2 separate regions of the Mus musculus genome follow, and region 2 is linked to region 1. A link is a loop called in an ENCODE intact Hi-C map of the cell type or tissue named here. Cell type or tissue: left cerebral cortex. All regions are shown on one strand. Each heading gives the region's core, and the rest is flanking DNA. Links, peaks and the distances in the headings are about the cores only. Region 1 has its middle 93 kb from the start of Gm25439. Region 2 has its middle 240 kb from the start of Gm25439.

Region 1 (12,402 bases), core at 3,744-6,243:
TATGGTATAAGCAGATCTTGTTCCATTTGTACTGTAAAAGAAAGGGTGTTCTGCTACTATGAAGAGGAATAGGGCACAGGTGTCTGGGTTTTTTTTTTTTTTTTTTTACAGTGTTCTTTTTTTCATTCTCATGTTTGTGTTATGACCATTTTTGTGATCCAAAATGATTATTATTTTGAAACCGGGGCATTAATTCTTCAATTAATAGTTTCTGGTTCTGTCTTTAATTTTGATATTCTTATTTTCCCTTTACCTTAGGGTATTTTTAAATACTCTGTAAACATTAACAATGCTGATAGATTCTTTTATCACAAAAATGTCCACTTTATGTCTAAAAGGTTTTATTTTATAACTTAAGTAATGTAATGGTAGTCACCTCATCTGTCAATTTCTTCATTTCTGATTGTTGTTTGTATCTATTTTGTTCATTCTCTGTTTTCTCTCTGTATTGTTGAGTCCCAAAATGCTTGTTTTTAAAATTACCACCCTGATGATTTTCATGTTTTGCCTAATTGTTGAAGTATGATATTGATTTACAGTTGCCACTGTACATACTATTTCCTGTGGGTTCATGTCCGTTTTACTCTTTTTATCTTACATATTTTACATTTAATGCACTAACTCCTTTGATAATTCTACTGTTATTTCAGGGTTATTTTCCCAAGGATTCCTCCATCTATACAGAATGTATCTTAAATTGCTTCAGTGGATTTCAGTTCATATTTGGTCCCAGTGATTTACGATGAGGATACTTTTATATATTGTCCTCCCCCTTTTATTCTATTATTGTTATATATGTATTGTTTATATGTGAGAGGCAGAAATTCATGATGTCATTTGTCTTTTTAGAAGCAACTTTAAGCAAAGAGGACAACTATAAATTCATACAGCTTATGATATGAGCTCTTACATGCTCCACCTGTCCTCATTTCTTCCTTGAATACTTTTTTGTTGTTTTGTTTGGGTTTTTTGTTTGTTTGTTTTTGTTTTTTGTTTGTTTTTTTTTGTTTTTGTTTTTTTGTTGTTGTTGTTGTTGTTTTTTCGAGACAGGGTTTCTCTGTATAGCTCTGGCTGTCCTGGAACTCACTCTGTAGACCAGGCTGGCCTGGAATTCAGAGATCCACCTGCCTCTGCCTCCCAAGTGCTGGGATTAAAGGCATGAGCCACCACTGCCCAGCCTCTTCCTTGAATACTTAACACTTGCTTTTTTTTTTTTTTCCATTTTTTATTAGGTATTTAACTCATTTACATTTCCAATGCTATACCAAAAGTCCCCCATATCCACCCACCCCCACTCCCCTGCCCACCCACTCCCCCTTTTTGGCCCTGGTATTCCCCTGTACTGGGGCATATAAAGTTTGCAAGTCCAATGGGCCTCTCTTTCCAGTGATGGCCGACTAGGCCATCTTTTGATATATATGCAGCTAGAGTCAAGAGCTCCGGGGTACTGGTTAGCTCATAATGTTGTTCCACCTATAGGGTTGCAGATCCCTTTAGCTCCTTGGCTACTTTCTCTAGCTCCTCCATTGGGAGCCCTATGATCCATCCATTAGCTGACTGTGAGCATCCACTTCTGTGTTTGCTGGGCCCCGGCATAGTCTCACAAGAGACAGGTACATCTGCGTCCTTTCAATAAAATCTTGCTAGTGTATGCAATGGTGTCAGCGTTTGGATGCTGATTATGGGGTGGATCCCTGGCTATGGCAGTCTCTACATGGTCCATCATTTCCGTCTCTGTAACTCCTTCCATTGTTGGTGGGAGTGCAGGCTTGTACAACCACTCTGGAAATCAGTCTGGCGGTTCCTCAGAAAACTGGACATAGTACTACCGGAGGATCCAGCAATACCTCTCCTGGGCATATATCCAGAAGATGCCCCAACAGGTAAGAAGGACACATGCTCCACTATGTTCATAGCAGCCTTATTTATAATAGCCAGAAGCTGGAAAGAACCTAGATGCCCCTCAACAGAGGAATGGATACAGAAAATGTGGTACATCTACACAATGGAGTACTACTCAGCTATTAAAAAGAATGAATTTATGAAATTCCTAGCCAAATGGATGGACCTGGAGGGCATCATCCTGAGTGAGGTAACACATTCACAAAGAAACTCACACAATATGTATTCACTGATAAGTGGATATTAGCCCCAAACCTAGGATACCCAAGATATAAGATATAATTTGCTAAACACATGAAACTCAAGGAGAATGAAGACTGAAGTGTGGACACTATGCCCCTCCTTAGATTTGGGAACAAAACACTTGCTTTTGAGAACATTGTTTCTGAGTACCTTACAGAAGGCAAACAACCTAGAACAATACATTATACAACTTCGTAAATCACTCAAAGTTTAGAAGAAAAAAAAATGAGCTGCTTTGTTATCTTGACTAATTCTCTGCACAGTTGCATTCACTGGGCCTTTCTGTCTTATCCTGTGCATTTGAATTACAATCCCACATAATTCATTACAATGTTTAAGAACTTCATTTCATAAAACAAGTAAGGTGTTCTGTCCTCAGTGGCTTATCTTACTTTTATCTGAGAGTGTATTTATTTTTAAATTTCCAACCAATCTATAACAATTATGCTTATGTGTGGGAGTCCTAAATGATGCTTAAATTCACATATACAATGTTTATGTGAGGGTAAGTATATCTGCCTTCCAGACATTTATCACACCTTTTAGGTGGAAATAGTCAATATCCACATGGGACTGACACATATCTAAGATAGAGACACTGTCCAGGATGCACATGACTTCAATATAATTTCAATGTCCAGTAACACACACACACACACACACACACACACACACACACACACACACACACTAGATATTTTCAGTATTCACAGCACATTAGGACAGTAGTAATATCTCTCCTGTCCATAATATACTACATACTTACCAGCCTTCCCCTGTCTGAGCTTTTCCTTACCTTGTATAACCATAGTTAAGCCACCAACTTGTTTCAGTTCCATGTTTAATGAGATTACATGGTGTTGCCTTTCTGTGCTTGTCTTAGTTCATTAATTAAAATGATTTCTTGACTGAGTCATACTGTCACCAATAACAGGATTTTATCGTTTTAAAGGTTGTGCAGTATTTCTTTGTATATAAATAGCAGACATTCTTTATTCATTCATCCACTTAGGGACATATTGGTTGTTTTCATTTTGTAGTTCTTGTGAAGACCACTGCCATAAACATGGAAGTGCAAATGTATCTTAACACAGATTGCACTTCCTTTGGATAGATATCATATGGCAAGTTTGGGCTAATCATATGATAGTTTCATTTTTAATTTCTGAACCTCCATTCTATGCTGATTGTCTTTTCTTTTCAAGGAACATAGTTTTTCCAAATATAAAGTTCTTTGTTGAAAGGTTTATGTGTTCAGTGTTGTGTTTTTCTTTCTTCGTTTTTTTTTAAAATCTTTCTCTTTGTGTATGAGAAGTTAGCTGTTACTCTTGTTGGAGTCACTTGTGTATAATGAGTCACTTCTCTCTTACAGCCTACAAGATGTTCTTTTTTCTCCTTGGCTCTCATCATTTTGTGTGAGTGGGTGTGAATCTCTTTGCAATTATCCTGTGGGAGAATTTTTAGCTTCTTGGATGTGTAGGTTAATGTGTTTCATGAAATGTCCATAGTTTTAACCGGTATTTCCTCAAATATTTTTTCTGACCTTTTCTCTCCATCTTATATCCCTGTCTCTTCTATAATGTGTTTGTTGAAGAGCATTCACCTCACATGTAAGCAAGGGTACTTCAATTGTTTTTAGTGGAAATTTTCAGAAACAGTTTGCTCAGAAAAGCAGAGATTGTCACATATTCCCCCTTGTCATTCACTTATTAGCCATCATTAGCCTCATGTGCTGCTATATAGTGACTATATTTGTAGCAATTATCTAACCCATGCCTATGTGTACATTATCAAAGTCTACAGTCTGCATTAGGGAACACTCTTGGTGCTGCACATCTAAGGGAATATGGCATGCACCTACCACTGTAATACTCATAGTCTCACTGGTTCAGGAAGTCTCTGTGCTTGCCTTAGTCATCCCTCTTAAAAAGCCATTTAGTCATCCATACTAATACTTGACAGCACTTGTCTTTCTACCATCAGTCCTTACAATGCCTTATAATTGAAAACATGCAGTCGGAGCTCATAGTCCTTCTAGAAAGGCTACTTTTGCTTGGTAATAGGTAAAGTTTCCTCCATAAATGACAGTTCATTTCTTTATAGCACTGGATAAGAGCCCAGAGTCTAGATTACCTCTTTACTTATCTATTCCTGTATAGAATTTCACCTTAGTTGCATCTTAGTTTCAGCAGTTATGAACAAAACCACTGTTTCCATCCAGGTACGGGATTTTGTGTAGACATGCTCTTTGTGTGAATGGATTCTAGAGAATACAATTGCTGGAGCATACACTAAGTGTATTTTTATATTGTGAGAAATTATCAAAAATGTCCAACTATGCTCCAAAGTGACTGAGCCATTTTGTGTTCTTCTCAGCTGTGAGTTTATTTGAATTTATTAATTCCACATTCTTGGTGTTGTCAGTGTCTGAAATTTGACTATTTAAAAAGGTTTAGAGCATTATCTCACTGTTGTCTGACATTCTGGGGCACATGAATAAATACCATAGCAACAATAGCAACAGAACAATTAAACTATTGTACCAAATCTAGTCTAGTGAACCGAAGTGTATATTGTTCTTGCAGGACCTTGATGACCCAACACAGCCACATCACTTGGAAATCCAGCCTTTCACATGGAATCATGAAAGCAGCAACCCTCGCACACCATGTGCTTCTTGCAGACTGCTCAGCTGGCGGGAGAATCCTTTCTCCTAAGCAACTGCTGCTACTTATATAATATTGGAAGGGAGTCGTAGGAATCTCAAAGCATTCTGGCTTTTCTTGGCCTAGTAAGTTGTAGGAACTTCTTTTACCCCATGGGGTGAATTGTTTCAATTATAAATAAATGAGAATATAATACCATTTGTTCTTTACATTTTAAATTTATTTCTTTATGGACTGTTAAGCAACTTCTGCATGTTTATTTATCCTATGATTATATTCTTTGTTGAAGTGTCCATTCCTATGAAGGTCTTTTGCCCATTTGAAAATTAGATTATTTGGCTTCTTATTGTTGAATTTTGAAATTTCTCTGTATACTTTGGAGGACTTTCCTCTATGAGCTGGGTCTTGGGCAAATGTTCTCGCTGGTTTAAAACTTGTCTTCTATCTTGATATATTTTGTGAAGCAGAAATGTTTAGTCAGAGGAATCCAGCTCGTTAACTATTTCTTACATGTGCAATGAAGATGAATTTACATTCTAAATATTTATCTTTATACCCACAGACAAGTGTACTTCTTAACCTCATCAAAGAACCTACCTTTTCCAACAAAAATATATCATTGCACAAAACTAAAACGGATCAAAATACAGAAAGCAAGAAAGCATGTGTTACTTGTTCTCAATTGATACAAATCTAACACAAGTCCTGAACCAGGGATCATTTCATAAAAGGAACAGAAAGAATCATAGAGCCAGATGAATAGGAAGTTTCCTAAAAGTTATATCCCTTATAAATGTCAAAAAGGCTATATTAAGGAAAGCTCATTGTCACAGTTGCCTAAACAAGGCTAGAGTGATGACATGAGCGACGTGCTAACACAGAAGGAGGAAATCTCACAGGACCTCACCACTAGACAAATCACTATGGGAGAGTGGGGAATACTGGTATTAGAAGAAGGCCCTCTTCATGGAAGGATCTCCAATGGATTAATACTTAAGTATTCAGCCCTCAGATAATATGTATATAGATAACAGTATAAGAACGGAATAGGCTGCATTTATGTACTTAAAAGTGTGTGCATGTACATGTGTATGTATGCATTTGTGTGTGAGTGTAAAACAAAGAAAAAGGATTGACGAATTTGAGAGAGAGCAAGGGGTGTTGGAGAGATGTTAATTCCTTTGGTTTCTTCATTGTTTTCTATATTTCTGTGACTTCTTGAGAAGGTACCTTAATTTTATTTTTTCTAGTTGCGATGAGTCAGGTGATCATATGAAAATGATAAATTCTATGTACTGATCCACAATGACCACTTTATATATAAAGAGTCATGCCCACTAAATGCCCACTAAACGCTGTCCTTTGGGCACATAGAACTGTGTCTAGTTTTTACATGGGTAAGAGGGGATTTGAACTCACATTCTTGTGTGTGCAAAAGAAATTCTCTTATTCACTGCTGTATCTATAGCCCCTATACTTGATTGTTATATTTAAAAGAACTGTAAATATTTCAAATAATTATATTCAAGAGGAACTGGGTTTCTCTCCTCTTAAAGGGACAGAATGAAAGTTGAGCCTCTTTAAATTTATTTCAAATTAAAATATAGTTACAAAAAATAAAATAAAATTTAATTATATTGTTTTCCCTTCACTTCTTTTTATGGCCCCTCTCATGTACCACTTTCTTGAATTACATATCTCTATCCTTTATCTCTCTCATATATGTGTATACATGCATATATATGTACACACACACACACACAGAGGACTGATGGGTTAAGTTTTAGCAACTCTCAGTCAACTTGTGTTTGGCTATTTCTAATCTCTCTGGAACTTTCAGCTGCAGAGCTGAGAGAGATAGAGGATTTTACCTTCCATTGACAGCAATAAATCACTTTGATTTTCATGTCTATATTTTCTCCCTAGGATTGTGGGATCAAGTCCAAGTTTTAGAATCTGAAATATCTCTTCTTCATAGGCCATATAAATGTATTCTCCTTCTCATTAGCTTTTTGAGAAGCCAAAGTGACAGTTCTAATCCCATCTATGCAGGTGCTATGCTTTGCTTCATAGGCAAGAGGATGGTGCCTATAAACACCAACATGTCTGATTGCAGCTCTTTACAGTTTTATTAGACTGATAATAGCTACTGCATCTCTTGTCATTGACATGCAGTCACTGATGCTCTAGCATCTACCAGGTTGCCAGAAAATTTATTCCAGTGTGATTGATGATAAGATCACACATGTACTTCCAGTTTCTGACTTCAGGAACACTAATATTCTGTTCTCTGACTTAGTTCCAAATTTTCAATAAGGTGAGTCCTTTCCCTTGGAAGGGTCCTCAATCATAGTAGTCATGTCAGACCTGTAACTCTATATTGGCTGCTTCTACCTGTGCAAACAGACAAGAGTGCAGGGGTATGTTCGACTATTGGTCAGCATTCAGGCAAGCATAGAGCAGCTTGACTGTTGCTGTAGTTGCCTTGACTGTTCCAATCATCCCACTATAGGAGGTGAGATTAAAATATCCAAAGACTAGCAAAACAAAGAAAAAAAACATGTTTATTGTACTTAAATGGGAAATTCATGACTATCATTTTGAACCACCAACTAGTTCCACCTTCCTTGGTTTAATGTGTTCCATTTTATGAGTTTATAATGGGAGAAGGGCAAATTGGTGTGTGTGTGTGTGTGTGTGTGTTTTGTGTGTGTGTGTGTGTGTGTGTGTGTGTGTGTGTGAAATATTTAAAACAAAAAACTGGCTCAGTAGTTAAGAGTACTTGCTGTTCTTGCAGAGGGATTGAGTTAGGCTTTTTTTTTTTTTATTAATTTTTTTTCGAGACAGGGTTTCTCTGTATAGCCCTGGCTGTCCTGGAACTCACTTTCTAGATCAGGCTGGCCTCGAACTCAGAAATCAGCCTGCCTTTGCCTCCCGGGTGTTGGGATTAAAGGCGTTAACCACCATGCCTGGCTTTGAGTTAGGTTTTAGTACCTATGTCAGGCAGCTTCCAGCTCCTGCTCCAAAAAATCCATCACTCTTCTTGTCTCCATGGAGACAAATCACATGTAGCATGTGTGTGTGTGTGTGTGTGTGTGTGTGTGTGAATGTATGTGTGTTTGCTCCTGCATGCACACACAGATGCAAATAAATATTTGACACAGGCTCTGCAAACCTTACACTATGTTTGCCAAAACCATGGGAAATCCTTGTCCTGAAACATATAAGATGGTAAGAAAATAGCCGTAATTATTATTCATTAGAGGAAATTGGTTTGTGAGAAAACACATTGGTAACAGAGAAGCCCAACCTGCTTAATTGAATTTATGAGTCTTATTGACAGCTCCCTTCGCAAATGCATGTGTGGGAGTGTGGGTGAACTCACACACATTTACACATATGTGCATGCATACACAGATACACTTCCTTAATCTCTGATACTTTCCATCTGTCAGTGCGAATGAATCTTTCCAATCATTTTTAAAATCGTTCTGTTTTGTGAAGCCTTGAGCTTTTACCCAGTGAAAGCTTGGCAGGAAGCATACGTTCCTCGCTCAAGTTCCTGAACACGACAGCTGTACTTCTCTCACACAACTTGGGAAAATGTTCCCAGCCTTAATCAACTGGCACAAGGCAGCAGAGGGGCTAAATACAGGCTGTGTCACAGAGCATCCATAAATGTGTCAATTTCTCTCATCTCCTAGATCCTCTACGCTGCCTCAATTTTTTTTTTTGAAAAGTCAGTCTCTATTTTTTTTTAAGCTGTGCCACTTTTCAATCTGAAATGGAGTCTATTCTTATCACACGAATTGCAGTGTGTTGTCTTCATGTCCTCATGAAACTTAGTACGAATTAGTGTCCACTTTTTCTCCATGTCATCCTCACTAAATCTACAAGTTGAAAAGATTTTTTTTGTCCTCCATCCCAGAGTACCTCACACATTTTCTTTAGTGTTACTATATGAGCCACCTTTCCTATATCATGAACAGTAATACAAATAGTCACAGTCAGATAGTAATGATTATTTGTCAACTGTCAGACACTATAGAAGGTCATGTATATTCCATATCATTGGATAAGTCCTTGTACATAGTAGTCCCACCATCACTTAAGTATACGGTCAATGCAATTCTTGTGGATAATTCTGACTATGCCTTGATTACACACATAAAAATGAGAGCATCCCCTGACTCTAATCAAGAGGAAAGGTTTATCTTGGCTTTCAGTATTAGAGGGTTCAATCCATAGTTACTTAGTCCAGTACTTTTGAGATTTGGTGAGGAGGTACTTTGTGGGTTTGGAGGGAGCACATTCCAGAACAAGTTGCTTCCTGTGGGGGGTGAGAAGATGAGATGAAGGTATGACGAATTCCCTTTGAATTCACCCTGTCTTGCACAAAGACCAAAAGAAAATTTCCTTACAAAATTCTACATTTCAAAATTTCTACTAGGCATACCTCTGTGTTTAACTATGAAATTTATCTACTCTTCCTTCTTTTCATAGAATAGGACATGTAGCCTGGGTGTGATTGATAATACTGATGGCTTTTTCAGAGTTCTTGAAATCAGACATCATTCTGGAGCCTTTCTTTCTTTGTGTGTAAAATGATTAAAATACCTGTTTTGTATAGGGTCTATAAATGTAAATGGCATAGCTATATAGATTCATGTGTTCTTTTTATATATATCACAGCTCATTTTGTGTATATTCAGATGTAAATATTTTTTGATGAGAAATAGACTTATGGAGGCTTTGTATTGTTTTCATTTATATCCCATATGACTGTGAGAATTTTAGCCATGACAAGTAACTCTCCAGATAAGTAAATCTACAGAACTAGGGCTTATTTAGTTGTTGGACATAGAAGTAGGTGGCTGTTGCTCTTACAGTTTTCATCTTTGTTGCCTTGCACTTCATCAAGCCCTTGATGATGATTGGCATGGGCCTGGCATGGCCACACTCCCTCAGAGGTGAAAGTAAACAACTCAAAGGAGGCTCACCACACTGGAATAGCAGTGAGGTCCCTTCCTGCTTGGATTCTCCTCTCCTGAGCTCTTGCTATTCTTTCAGAATGTTGGTTTTATCTTCCTTAAATAATTTATTCATCTACTCTTAAGGGTTTTTCAACCATTCTTGGTGTCTTATTTCATCTGATTGTGAATTCTGTGGTCATTTCCTAGGGTATAATATAGAAATCTTAATTTGAAGGTGGTATCTAGAATTAAAAATATTCTATTACCCTTATTTGAAAATATATCTGAAACTAATTCTAATCAAATTAATAAAAATATATCACAAGCATATTTTATTAGTTAAAGTCATCCTTATTCATGAGCTTCTGAATGTTGGGCGTACAATGGATGTGTTATGTGTGTAGTCCATTGATTCTGGTTACCTAGTAAGAGACCAAGCCCTATCAGCAGTGAAATTATATTCCGAGTGGTATATTTGCTTTACCAGGATTTATGGTTCTAAGGTCACAGAAACTATGAACCAACTGGGGGATAGAATGCTAGAGAATTTGATTATAAAGAACTCTGAGTTTAAAATGAAGTGCCATAATCTACCTGAGTTTATTGCCCTCACATCCTGACATGTGACTATTATGTGTCAACGAATAGAAACTGAGAAAATATTTTGCGGACCCTATGGTGGGTGAAGATGCTCTATGAATTCAGTTCATGTTTAGATTGATCGTATGGGGATTAAATGAGAACTCTTCAGTCTAGTTTCCAGGGTCTTGTTGTGTGATGTATGCCTGAAAGGATATAAGCAAATGTCTACTTACTGCAGATTGAGAACTAGCAATAAGCCAAGGTTTTGATAACCACAAAGCTCATTTTGGTGAACTAATGAGTTTGCTGGGATTAGATACAAGTGTGTAAGGTAGCAGTTGCTTATAGGAGCAGGGAGGACTTCAAGTTAGTGAAGTTCATCAGTGAACATGAGTTTAAGAACACTAGCACTGTCAGCATGATTGGGTGGAAGTTCCTCAAATTGGAGAATTTCTTCTTTTCAGCAATACTTACTGCTTGAATAACCTTGAAAAAGGGAATGATCATGTGAATCTTGTAAGTTTCAAGGACTTCCTGAGACTTCTGAGTTGCTTACTTTCCACATATTAATGAAATTTCCTCCTAATGGAATGTTTCAGTTAGAAGAAAATTGTTCCTCACAAGGTTCCAGGAAGGCAACATGAACAGAAAAGTAAATTTGTTCAGAGAAGACAAATATTTACTTCAATTAAATTAATCTGAATCCCAGCAAATCACAAAGCACATCTCTTCAAATGAACCTCCATAGAAGTTTTAGGTACCCACCCATGAGGTCTGTCTTCTCAGCATTTGATCAGCATACCAAACCACCTCCCCTAGTCAGGCACATCTCTTAATCCTTTTCTATGAATTTAATGTATTATTATTATTGTTGTTGCTATTATTATGATTATCATCATTGTGTGTGGGCATGAGCATGGTGTGTGTGTGTGTGTTTGTGTGTGTATGTGTTTGTGTGTGTATGTGTGTGTGTGTGTGTGTGTGTGTGTGTATGTGTGTGTGCATGCGCATAGACACCTACATGACACAGAGTATGTGTGGAATTCAGAGGATGTTTAAGAGTTCTCTCCCACTGTGGGATTCAGGGATTGAAAGCGGGTCATTAAGGTTGTGCAATGAGTGTTCTTACTTGCTGAGCCATCCCATCAACTGCATCAACTTCATATGCCACATTCTGCCTTACTGCCTCTCTTTTTGGCCACCTAGTCTGCAGATGTTCAGGTGTGAGTCCCAGGAAGGACGTGGTGATTATATACAGTGACATAACCAGTAAAGCAGACTTCCACATCTTGCGTGTCTAAACTTTTCTCACTCCTACATCTCCTTTTGGCCTTTAAGATCTTCCAGATGAGGTTGACATTGTGGTTACTGGGCATTTATTAAATATTTATTGATCACCTACTCTGTAGACCATTAAATTGATAGGTGGAGGCAATGGAAAACCTTATATAACATTCACCAACTGCTGACCTTGAAGTAATGGTGGTTATGAAGCAATCCCTTCCCTCTTGAAAAAGACTTAAGGTTCCCTAGACCACAGGCGGTCATCCCAAGAGAAAATGCATCGTTTTTGCTGTGGCACAAGGTGAATTAGAATGAAATCGCACACTGATTAACTTATGTTCTTATACAGAGGAAAGCATATGTCAGAACAAAATAAAATTCTTTTAAAAATAATTCAATTTGGAGGTGGTAAAGATAACTCAGTGGCCAAGACCATTTTCTGTTCCAGCAGAGGACCAGAGTCTGGTTGCCAGCATTTACATCAGGGTTCTCAACTCGCTCTAACTGTAGCTTCAGGGAGTCCTCCACACTCTTCTGGCCACTGCAGACACACACACACTCACTGCTCACATGTATGCACATGCGTGCACCCACACGCACATGCATGCACACACACACACACACACACACTATATATATATATATATAAACAAATTTTAAAATGATAATTCAATATGAAATACGATGATTAGTTTTGCAAATGTCCTCAAATAATTTAAAATCATTCAAATAAGCTACACTATGAAATTTCA
Region 2 (12,402 bases), core at 5,494-7,993, 140 kb after region 1:
CAATTCTTCTTTTCTCTTTTGTAATTTGCCCTCCAACAGAAGCACCTTTTTCCCCTCTATGCATAAGACTTGGAGATGCATATGTGAGCTAGACATGATGTCATTTACTTTATCAACATTTTATTGTGACCTGTGAGGACAAGGGATGACTTTCTCCTGAAACAAGGAATGCCATTAAGAAGCCATAAGAAAAGAGGTGCACAATTCCTCTGCCCTTGGAAGGTGTTTCCACTCCACAGAGCTTTGATTACAGCATGTTTCTGCCACCAACTGCCCTGTTTGACTTATTTATTTGGCATGGGATGGTTGGATTTGGAAGATGTTTCAAATGGAACACAAAAATAAATTGAACTTGGAAACTACTTTTATCAAATAAACTGTGAAAACAGTGCTAGGTTCCATAAGAGAAAGTAATTTACCTGATCTCAGACAGGTTGGAGAGGATGGGTTACCATAGTCGCTATGGTTTTGGAAGTAGAACACCACATGGGTTGTAGAGCTCTTTGTGTTGTAAAGATGCACCATTGGTTGATAGTCCAGCTCCATGTTGGAGTAGGGATTCACTCTTACTCCTTGCATATATATTGGGAACCTTGGTGCTTCATGTGGTTTGCATGGCACAAAACCACATCTGCACTTAGATGTTTATTTCATTCACTTATTTATTCAGTCACATAACAAATGGTGGAGTGTGTGATGAGTGATGCAGCAAACAAATGGACATTGTAGATTTTATGTAATGTTTGACTAGGCACAACCAGCAATATCAAATAATGAAGAAAGTATCTATAATAATGTTGAGTTCTATGTTAAAAAAACAAAACCAACAAACTAACAAAACCAGAGATCAAGGGAGAGAAGGGATATTGGGGTGCTTTTGATTGTTTTGAAACAAAGTCATATTTTTTGGCATAGCTGTTTTCAAACTTGAAATTCTCTTGTCCCAGATTCTGAGTGCTGAAATTGTATGTATATTCTACAATGCTGATATATGAGAATTTTAATTTTTTTCTATTTTATTTGATTATGTGTTTTGTGTGTGTGTGCGCGTGTGTGTGTGTGTGTGTGTGTGTGTGTTTGTGTGTACATGATGTATATGTATAGGTAAAGGTATCTCAGTTCACACGTGTATGTCAGACAGCTTTGTGGAGTCACTTCTCTCCTTCTACCTTTATATGGCTTCCAAGACCAAATTTAGGTTTTCAGGCTTGTGCTAGAAACAACTTTACCTGCTAAGCCATCTTGCTGACCCATCAGAGAAGATTGTTTCAAATGAGTCACTGATGAGGAAAAATTTAAGCCAAAAAATGTTAATGTAATAGTCATGAGGTTGTGGAAAAAGAAAATATCCCAGCAGGTAGGAATAGCAAATACAAGGGCCCCCAACTAGACATTCTTGACTAGCAGACAGGAGCCAACTGGAGAGAAGGTACACAATAGAAATGAGGCTGGAGAGAGGAAGAAGAGTTTGGGCAGGCTTACTCTGTTACACATGCATATGTGGAAGGGTGCAGAGCATTGGGCCCTGCCTTAGCATGGCCCATATTAGACGTTGCAGTAGAAGAGGGCCTTCTTGCTCTCAAGATCTCATGGTGTTGAGACTTTTATCTAGCATCTCAGGATGCATGTGGTACCAGCCATTGCTCAGATCAGGTGAGTCTGATCGTTGGTACTGCCACTGTATGAAAGCATCTCAAACCAGAACTCTCACCTAGTTTTCTTTGCATTTTCTGTAGCAAGGGAGGAGATAGCAACAGGCTTGCTGGATGGATTGGAAGTGATGCACAGCATAGACGTCTCTAAGGCTTGATGACTTCTGATGACACAAAGCCAAGCTAACATGAAATTGTAATGTACACATACCAACTCTTTGTTGTAGAAAACTCACAATTTTCCTCCTGTTTAACCACGTCCCTGGGAGAAAGGATCTGCAAACCAAACTGTTTTTATACTGTATGGATGTCAACATGAGAAAGAAAGTCCCTGTGTAGGAGAGATCATTAAAACCAAACCAAACAACAAAATCACTTTTTCTTCTTAAGTAATGAATACAGAGGCAGCATCCACCTCATCATTTCAAACTGCTGAGTCATTTGCCACTTGAAATGAATTGAGGGCTGTTAAAGGTTTTATAGAAGAATTCATTAAATATGTATTGAGCCAGCTTAAGATGGAAATTGTTATAAAAACTGGCAACAGTTCAAAACAGCAAAATGGTTCAGTTTATGATGGAGATATCTTACTCCCTCCTGGATCCCGTGTTCCATTAGTCCATTCAGACTGGCAAGGCAGGAGTCATCCCTACCCACAGGACATGGTAATTGCTGCAACTGCTCATGTGGCAGTTCTTGGAGGCAAGTAACACACTGCCATTCCATCCAGGTGTTCCCTTGCCCAGGAGGCTCGGTGTGCTGCAAGTTCTGCATATTCACCTAAGTGCTGACTCCTGATTGCTTGCAGGTGGGATTTGAGACTATTGGAATAAGCAAGCCTGGGAGCAAAGCTTTGTGCAGGTACTGTGTACCTTGGGGAGTAAGGAAGAAATGAAGAAGGAAGAACTGAACGTGCTGCATAGCTTTGATGAAACAGAGCCTGACTCTTATAGCAAGTGTGGCAAGCATTAATCCAGTGGCTATCATCACGTTGTGTAAGACAGCCTGGTGATCTTATGTGCCCATACCATACAGAAAACAATCATTACGTTGTGCCTGAAATGTAGGTGGTGCAGGCATTTCAGCTAAGCTATCCGAATGAATTCCTGATATTGAGAAAAAATTCTGCTCTGAAAATTAACAAGGCTAAAGAAGCATGGTGTCAACTTCAGCCTACACAAACTATATACATTTGATTATCAGACAGGTAGAGAAACATCAGCAATCTTAACAGTTAAAGTGCAAATAAGTAAAAAAGTAAATATATGTTTCTAAAAGGAAAAACAGTAAAGGTAACTAACGTGAAAAGGTTGACAAGAAAGGTGAAAATCTTTGAGTCCAAGTCAACGTGTACCAAGCTTCAGGATGCAGAACACAACATATAATAACAAGCATGGGCAGCACTGTGCTTTCTGTAATTTCTTATGTTCATCTTAATATAGTCATGTTAAGGTGCTGTTACCTACCAGCAAAAAATGCCATGGGTGTTTTCTGCCTTTCCTTATCTCACTGCCTTCTGTGAGTGAACTCCTTTGAATTATGAGAAACAAGTTAGACTATACCCTCTGCTTACTGTACACTTCTGAATGTAGTACTCAATACAGGATTGTGAAGAATATGCAATTGTGTACATGATGTATTATAAAGTCCTGAGTGCAGTGTCTGGTACCAATTGTCTTGTAAGTACATGTTTCTTTCTGAAGATAAGCTAAGAAAAATGTTTGAAATCTTTGTGAAAAATAATATGACCGAAAATTCCAGAAGTATCAAAACTTTGTTCTGCATATACTATGCCCAGATGATCCCCCATTCAGAAATGGTGTGGATTGCAGCTCTGCAGAAGAGTCTATATTTATAACAAAGAATGTTGACACACCTAACTGATGCAGAGGAACAATGATGGAGAAGACAGTGTACCAAATTCCCAAACTGTAATGCGATTTCAAAGCCAAATCAGGACTCAGCAAGCAACCCCACAGTTAAAAAGAAATCTAGCATGGATTGTTTTGATAAATAGCAGTATACTGGAACTCTTAACTGCAAGAAGACATGCTCTAGTCTTGTTTAATTTTGGATATTACAATAGGGTTACCATTGATTATCACTTCACATCTAATCACTTAAACTCTAGGTTTAAAATTCTCACACTGATAACGATAGTAACAATAAGAACATGCATGTTTTATAACAGATTATTTATGACATCGTGGAGTTCTGACTAGAGGAATTGGTAAGCCATGATGGGGTATCTTCTTTAACCTCTAACTCACTGTGGCTAATTTCAGCCGTACTACCCCATCTATTGACAGTTACCTCTACACAGCAGGTCTGGACATTTTAAGTCACCCAAACCTTTCTACATAACAACCCTTAGATAATAAGTATTAGTGCTATGTTAAGAGTTAAGAATCATAGGTCCCAAGTTTGATGCACCCATTGCCCAAATTGTTTCATGACCAAAGACAAGGATGTTCTATGGATAACTGGAAAGCATCAAAGGTATCTAATTCTGGGGGTGGAGAGAGATAACAGTGGGACAATTACTCAGTGAAGTCTGAAATCAAAGTTATCCTGACAAAGAGGGATGGAAAGTGGGCTCATGCCCAAGAGAACTAATGGGAGATGATATAACCTGAGATAAATGGTAAATGACAGGGATGCAAAATGTTCACTACTACTGAAATATGAAGTACAAGGCAGAGAGTCTCATGACATATTGACCACACATAGAGCCTGCCTTGCAGTTGAAAGGAGTTTTGATTTAATCCTTTAGCCAGTAATTTGTGTCTGAAGGGTCAAGTTAGCTCTAAATATCTATTGCATCTGCTTCTACATATTCAAGCAAGCTTTCTCTTCTTCTCATTATTCTCAATGCAATGACATAGAATAATTCTATTCAGCATTTCCATTGTATGAGGCAATTCAAGTAGTCTGGCAAGTTAAGGGTAGTGGGGGTATATGTATGTATGTTGCATGTATTGATCATGTCGGTTTATACTTGGACTAAACACCCACATGTTTCAGCATCTCAAGGGAGGATGCTGAGGCTCGTCTTTCACAGATGCAGAGGATGCTGGTATTAACTAGAAAAAAAGGAACTTGGTCAGTTGCTATTTTAGCACCATTATATGTTGGATATAGGAGACTCCTTTGTTTTCTGAGGGGTTCTGTTTATAATAGGAAATTACATCTAGATACCATCACTAACTAACTAAATTCTGAGATCACAAGGGTCAGCCTACCTCCTGTCTCTGTTTATGTCTGTATCATCTTTCTCCCTATGGCTTCACTCCATTGCTTGAAATGAAAGCCTTTTACATCCAACACAGGTAAGTGGTAAGCATTGTGCCAGGAAGCATTTGTGAACCCCAAAAGACCACCAAGGAGCAGTTTCCAATATAATCACATTAGGGTCTCCTTGGGTTTATTTGCCACCAACACAAAAAATGGTGTGGCGAAGCAGCCCCGAGCCCTCATTATGACAGGGTTTTATAGGAAAATGGGAACAATTGAGGGGGTGTCTAGCTTAACAAGCATCTAATATAATGATTATTGTAAGCTGACAGGTAGGTGCTCTGAAGCAAGACCATGAACAATCACAAACAGTCTGAAAGTACATCTGAAACAATCAGACTAATCTTTGATTGACTGTTGCTAGGAAGTAGCAAGGGAGTAACTCTGGGGTATGGACTAAAGACAGCCCATGGGGTTCCATGGGGTCCTTTCTGTTACTTGGGTGTAGCTTGGATTCAGCGGTAGATAAAATTCTCAGCCTTTTTTTTTTTTTTTTTTTTTTTTTTTGAGTCTGGTCCCAAGGTCCCAAGATGGAGTAGATTTGGCCTCTCAGTGAGGACTTTAGTATCAGGAAGTGCCACAAACTTTAGTTAATTCAGGGTAGACTAGTTGCAGTGATTATTATTGGCTTCTTGAAAGAGACAATGCTTGAAACACCAATGCAACCTTAGGAGCTGGAACAAAGCACACCTTTATTCCCAGCACTAGGAAGGCAGAGGCAGGAGAATCTCTGAGTTCAAAGACAGCTTGTCTATAGAGCTGGTTCAAGGACAGCCAGGGCTACACAGAGAAAGGCTGACTCCAAAACCCAAACAACAACAAACAAAACAAACAGAAACAAAATGATTAAAACAAACAAACAAACAAACAAACAAAGATTATTGATCCAAATCTGCTGGATCTAGGGCTTAGAATGCTCATACAGCTTCTATCACTAGGATGCCTCAAGGATGCCTCAAGACTGTGTTTCCAGTCTCTCAACTCTTCGGCGTGGCCATCTATCTCTGTACCTCTACAGGAGTGTTCTTACTTATGTAATATGCAAAATGACTTTCTGATATGCTTAGCCTCTTTGGGTCTTTAAGGTGAAAGAAATATAAGGGAGTCTGGTTCCTGCTAGATGGAGATGTGTGGTGTGTGTCCCTGGGGCTGTGTAAAGAAAGGAGAAAGGGATGAAGTTTCAAAGAGATGAAAAAACAATACCTGTGAAAGAAAGCCTTTTAGTGAGCTTTACTATTAAAGTGCCATCACCATTCTCAAGCAGTTTCCTGAAAGGGAGAGAACTTCGTCTCTTCTACTAGATCTGCTTTGGTAATGTGTTACAGGAGGAGCCTTTCCTGGGTCTGATCCTTAGAGGCAAGTTTCTGAGCTAGATGATGTCAGCTGAACTTCTGATGCAAATTGCACTCTGTTTCTCACGTGGTTGATATTTTTAGCCAATACTGTCTGTGATTTCTCTCAAGGACAACAGGAATGTTCATAAACTATGCATAGGTCGTGATGGTGCTTAATGGAGAAATAACCATTTGTTAACAGAGCATTAAATGTTTAACAGTCCATTAGCATAAAATCTTTTTTTTTGAAATTTTGAGAATAGTTTCTAATAATTCTCTTTCTACTAACCATTAAAGTATTGCAGTGTTGAAATTCAGAAAGCTACCTGGTCTTTTGACCCTTGCAGAGTGGAGTAGGTTTTTCACCCGGTCCTCTGGAAATGTCAGGCTTAATCACTCTATAATTATCAGTTAAACTGTCAGCTGTATCTCCTCCCAGAGCCTTTGCATAAACATTTAGAACAATTAGAAGCAGAATCACTTTATGATCCCATTCTGAGCAGAGTCAGGACGTGTTCCTTCCTTGTTAAAAAGAGACCTCTGACTATGGCCAAGTCTGCACAGTTTGAGATGCTTGAAAAATGCCAAGAACTCCTAAGTTCAATGTTTTTGTCTGTGCTCAGAATTTCTGGCTAAGGAGTCAAGTTTTACCTCTATTTATCCCAGGGAGGGGAACTGAGAGAGAGAGAGAGTTGGTAGAAACAGGAGGCCCAAAAGAGAAAGAAGTGGGTGGTGTTGCTATCCAACTCTGTGCCAATCAAGCTGAGAGGAGCTGTAAGGGAGTAAGAGCCAAAACCTCTCAGAGCCAAGTTCTTCCTCCTCCGTGGCCAATGGACTCAAGCAGGACTCATATTGATGCCAGGAAAAATGGAGGCAGAGTTGCTGGTAGTAGCAGCAAAGGCAGGCAGCTTAGGAACACCACAGACTGTTTGGTTGGTTGGATGGTTGGTTGGTTGGTTTGGTTTTTAAAATATGGAATGTCCTGTCCCTAGGCCCTGCCTGGAGCTGAGTTCATTTCCTATTTGGAGTCAAGGAGCATGAAAAGTAGAATTATGTAGAAATATGACTCTCTCAAGAGGTCAGTATAGCCCAGTCACTGGGTAGAGCTTAACCCTCCTTCCCCTGAGGCTGAGAGTGATGTATTGCAATGCTTTGACCAAAGAATGGAATAAAATATTCATTATTACAGAAACTTCTGTCCATTTTGTTTTCTCATAGTACTTGTGTTTCCTTTTTATGATATTCCCAGAGGCTTTGGACAGAGTATTACTGAAAGATCAATAATAATTACAATAGTAGAGAGGAAAACAGATCAAAAGTCGGCCTTGCCTTTTAAATTAAACTAACAAGTGATAGTCATATATCACAGACATTTAGAATTTTCAGTCTGGCAGGAACATTAGAGATTGGCTAGTCTGACTCTTTTGTCTTTCAGGTGAGGAGTGAGCAGAGGTCACCGGACTTTGCCAAGGTATGAGCTCTCAACGGCAACAGACTGTTCTAGAAACACAGTTTACAGGCACACAGAGGAGAAGTGTTATGATTAGTCTTATTTGTTATCAATAACAATCAGAATAATAGCAATTACACTTCCCTGGCCAAACAGCTTGAGGTAATTTTGTGTTCAAAATGGAAAATGATTAGCAGAGGCCCAAGAAAAAAAGAGCCTGGTTATATATGAGATTTCTTTGAGTGTTGAAATGGGAAGGTTAGAGCTTGGGGGTTCGTATTAATATTTTGAGAGAAACAGGAGATGGGTTTTAATTATCATTATACACACACACACATACACACAGACACACACACACACACATATATATATATATATACATATATATATATATATATATATATATACAAAACTCAGCTACATGCATTTATCATTTTGTTATAATTAAGCATAAGCTAGTGCATGGATGCCCAGTAATTATATTATTCATGTTCCTGACACATTGTGATATTTTGTATCAAATTTTATTTGTCTTTCTGCATGTCAAAGTCAAAACAACATCCTTTAACCTTATGACGAATTACAATTCAGAGTATACTGATGTCAAAACATGCAAAATTCAAGATCCCAAGTCACTTGGATTTAATAGACTTATTTATCTCTCTGAATCTTCTAAAGACCTTTTCACATTTATTAAATTTTGTGTGTTAATTTGCCAATGAAGGTCTGTTTTATGATAAATCTCTAAGGTTGAATATTCATTTTTTAAAAATAAAATGATTTCAACAACTTAATCACATTTCTATGTAGATGACCTGTGTAGGTGTGCAGTTAATACCTTCCTGAAATGAGGGCCGAGGAAAGGGACAGTTCACTTTATTAATGTTCACTGCAGAGCTGTATCAGGTGCTGATTTCTTTGCATTGCTGGTACCTTTCCTACATTTTTTTCTTACATCTTCCTTCAAAAGAGAATCTTGCAGGGTCCCATTTGATCTGACATTTGCCTACCTGTGCACCTTTGCTCTGAAAACCCAGTGGCAATGACTTGAAAGAAGTTCTTTTCTACCTTCTGTGTAATGCCTTAACTGTAGAGGGCTGCCATTCATATAAAAATTATAATAGGATTCAGGTGAAACCTTGATAGAAACCTCCAATGTCTTCTCTCATGCCTAATTAACAGAACAAGTATTATGGTATTCAAATATGGGGATTTAATTCTGGGGGAACAAATATCTAAATTAAGAAAATGCCTAGTCTGTCTTCCCACTTCTTTACACTTATCCTTGTAACACAACCTTTATGTTTAGAAAGTGTTTTAAAATATATTAATAAAGAAATATCTAGAAGTACTACAGTCAGATACCTAGGAGCACATTGCCATTTTATGCTTGCTTCTCAATACCATGTGTAATCGCCCAAAGTATGGACCACTCTCTTTGGAGAGGGCGAGATTCTCTTTCTACTGTGGCCAGATCAACAGGCATGCCTGGGTATGTAAGTGGTCAAACTTGCCTCCACTGTGGTTTGCAAGCAAGAATTAATAGGGACTACAATTGCTAATGCAGTTTTCCTGCAGCATCTGCATTTGCCTGTGTACCAAGCAAAATGTTTGCATATGAATATTGACTGAGTTGATTGTCATGGATCTACCCTACAGGGCTTGGAAAATATTAGACTTCTTCTTCAAAGAAAGCAGAGGTGCCAGACAGCCTACGAAAAGAATGTATGATTAAGAGAATTAATTCCATTGATTTTCAAGCCTTTCACGATAATCTCGACACCACGTAGGAAAGCCTATGAAGGTTTTTAAAAGGGATGAGGAAGGAGGCTTGGATGGATTATTTTAAGCCTGTTGGAAAATTGATCTTAGAAATGGCAAGTGTGACAAATGGGTGCAAACTAAGTTTTCGACCACATCTCATTTGTACATCTTATCATCGTTCATTTGTTTGTGCATGTAATACATGCTTTTGACTTCTCACTGTGGTCCAGGCCCTTACTTAGCCATCACTGACAGAGCTGTGAATCAAACTATCAAAAGATAATCAGCTGACTCTCCTGGAGCGCATGCTTTACTGAAGGGAAAAACAGTGCTAAACATGCAGTGCTAATAATTTCTAGGCAAAGTTTAGAATAATTCCTAGCAGTGAGCAAGAAATACATACTTCTGGTTCATTTTGCTTTCCAGCCATGTAGATATATTTTCTAATCGGATGTTAATTGTTTCATTTGTCCCTGGATGAATCCAAACCATCTGCCCCTGCAAATCTGACTCGTTGAGAGCTGAGTTAGGGCCATTCTCTGGCTCCAGCTCCCTCACTCTCAAGTCCGCAGAGGTTGAAGCAAGCAGACAGGGCTGCATTATTGCCTTCTGTTTGGCTTATTACCAACATGACCTCTAGATCTCTCTCAGTATTAGTTCTAAATAAATTTAAAACTTGAATCCTTGGACATCAGGCATTGCGAAGGAATGGGGAGTCTGCGCTTGACCTCATACCTTTTCATTGCAATTTTATAATGAACAAAACAGATCTGAGAAATTTCTATCTCAGTCTTATAGGATTGAAGAGGAAGAATCAATCCATGCAGATGAAAATGACCCTGCAGCCTTTAAAGGCAGGAGAAAGCAAAGCTCGAGGGTGGACTTTGTGCTATTAGTGGTTTCGAATTGAATGCTGAGGCTTAGCATGGTACTAAGAACAAGGACTTTTTTTCTTCCATTGTAAAGGTCACTTGCATCTCTTTAACCACATATTGGTCTTACAAGGAAAAAGGTGACAGGCTCTGCACTGTCAGAATTCTAGCCTTGACTTGGTCTCAGCAGCAGGAGAGAGTTTCTTAAAACAGGACACAGAACCTTCTGGAGTCCTTGCTTAAGGCATCGACAGTTGTTATTATTCCTTCAAAGAGAAAAAAAAAATCTGTACAAACTATGTTCTTTTCTTGGACTTAAATCCTGTCTAGCCTGAAAGGCATATGGGAAAGGTAGAGCTGGGGTTTCTCTTATTGAAGTTTTTGATTCATCTCTCCACTTTCCGGGAACAGTAAGTGTCTCTGCAGTCTACTCAATGCAGCCCAACAGGAGGAGCATGTAGCCATGTGATTGCCATTCTGGCTCTGATCTTTAACAGAGAAAATGCTGTGTCTACAGAATTGACACAAGAACAATGGTCGCGGTGCTAAACGGGAAGTGTATACACACTTGCTTTCTTTTGTCTTGGGATGCGTTTTAACTGAACTACAGGTACATTGAGACAGACTGGGCTCTATGGAACTTGAAGCCTGAGTATCTTCAGGGAACACTTGGAAGGCAAGTTTCAGGCACTGTAAAGCAGGAAATGAAACTGCACCATGTTGGAGGCAGAGAGACGACAGCAATCTTCTGAACATGCAGTTATTAGTTGTTTCTCCAGAGGCAACTGAGACAAGCCCAGGAAAGTTCTCATCTAAGCTGTTTCTCTGTGCTTTTGCACATTGCACGGAATGGATAAAGCATCTTCATTGAGCATCCACCACTCCTTGAGCCGTGTGCTACAGCACAGTAGTGTTGAGAGTGACCAATTCTTGTGGAGCTCATGCAGTCTGAGAGGAGACAGATACTATGCAGTCACACAAGTCAGGACTTTCTTTCAATTGTGTGAAGTCAGAATCCTACACTGCTACGGAGACATTTGTTATATACAGGAAGGTGTCCAGGACCCAACAATAGAAAAGATGTTCAGAGCTAGTATATTCTTTGTCATATATCAATGTAAAGAATACATTTAAAGTCTTTTCTTCATCTCAAATAAGTAATTGCTGACGAATATCAAAAACCTTAGTAAACTCCAAGTTGCTATCTGTTCTTAGATAGACTTAGTCTCCGCTTTTTTTACTGGCAAGACAAGCATTTTGGTCAAAAGGGCTTCTGGAAACAAGGCAGAGATCGTGAAGTATCTGTTGGCTCAAACTCAGGGAAAGATGAAGGCTCCATGAACACACTTTGTCCCTAAGAAGAAACAGTGGAAGCTCAGAGACCCATTGTGGGCAGGTGTGCACTTAACCTTTCTGAATTGGGTATCAAGAAATAGTTATGAGTAGGAATTTTGCTCACTAGAAACTTATATGCTTTTATGCTATGAAGGAGCCCCACTAGACTATATCACTCCTGATTGGAATGCCATACTACACAGAACCTACACATTTAGTTTGGATGGTACATGGTGGAAACGTTTCAATTGAAGAGAAAAAGGCGGCAGTGGGGATGATGCATCAGCTTCAGTTGCTCACCAATCATCTAGAAGAACTGATTTAAAGGTAATCTTTTGAGCTCTTCTCAGTTCTCATGGGTTATGGCATGATCAGAATTGAGACACAAAATACCCAAGTCTCATTAGGAGACTAATGAGAAAGGCAGGTTTCTCTTCTTTCTACTAAAGGAGAAAAATTCTGAGCCAATGAAGAACCTACTAATATAGGTGCTGATCCTAAGAGGAGGAACATGGAAAGTAAGAGGCATAGAGCTTAGATTGTTACTTGTGTTTTACTTTCTAAATAAAATCCGAGTGCAGAGTCTCTGAGGCTATCCCAAGATCCAATCCTTATCCCTTCCCCTGTTTAGTACCCATGTACTTGGTAATTATTCTACTAAGCCAACATGGAAGACAGAGGTAATTAGTGCAGCTTTCAAT

What was found. Peaks named below come from ENCODE experiments on the same cell type or tissue, not always from the same donor. Only the 100,000 strongest peaks of a DNase experiment are listed, where the experiment ranks them.
Region 2: it touches region 1 in a loop (12-fold over the local background); 2 of 42 quality-filtered maps call a loop at or near these places.

What each region holds. Positions count from the first base shown.
Region 1 is chr9:33,818,750-33,831,151 of GRCm38, reverse strand. No RefSeq gene overlaps it. Among named protein-coding and RNA genes, the nearest start is that of Gm25439, 93 kb to the left of the region's middle. In left cerebral cortex, for the core only: no CTCF peak of the experiment used is centred there; DNase peaks (open chromatin) are centred at 3,982 and 4,819; H3K27ac peaks cover 522 bases.
Region 2 is chr9:33,675,991-33,688,392 of GRCm38, reverse strand. No RefSeq gene overlaps it. Among named protein-coding and RNA genes, the nearest start is that of Gm25439, 240 kb to the left of the region's middle. In left cerebral cortex, for the core only: no CTCF peak of the experiment used is centred there; DNase peaks (open chromatin) are centred at 6,363 and 7,047.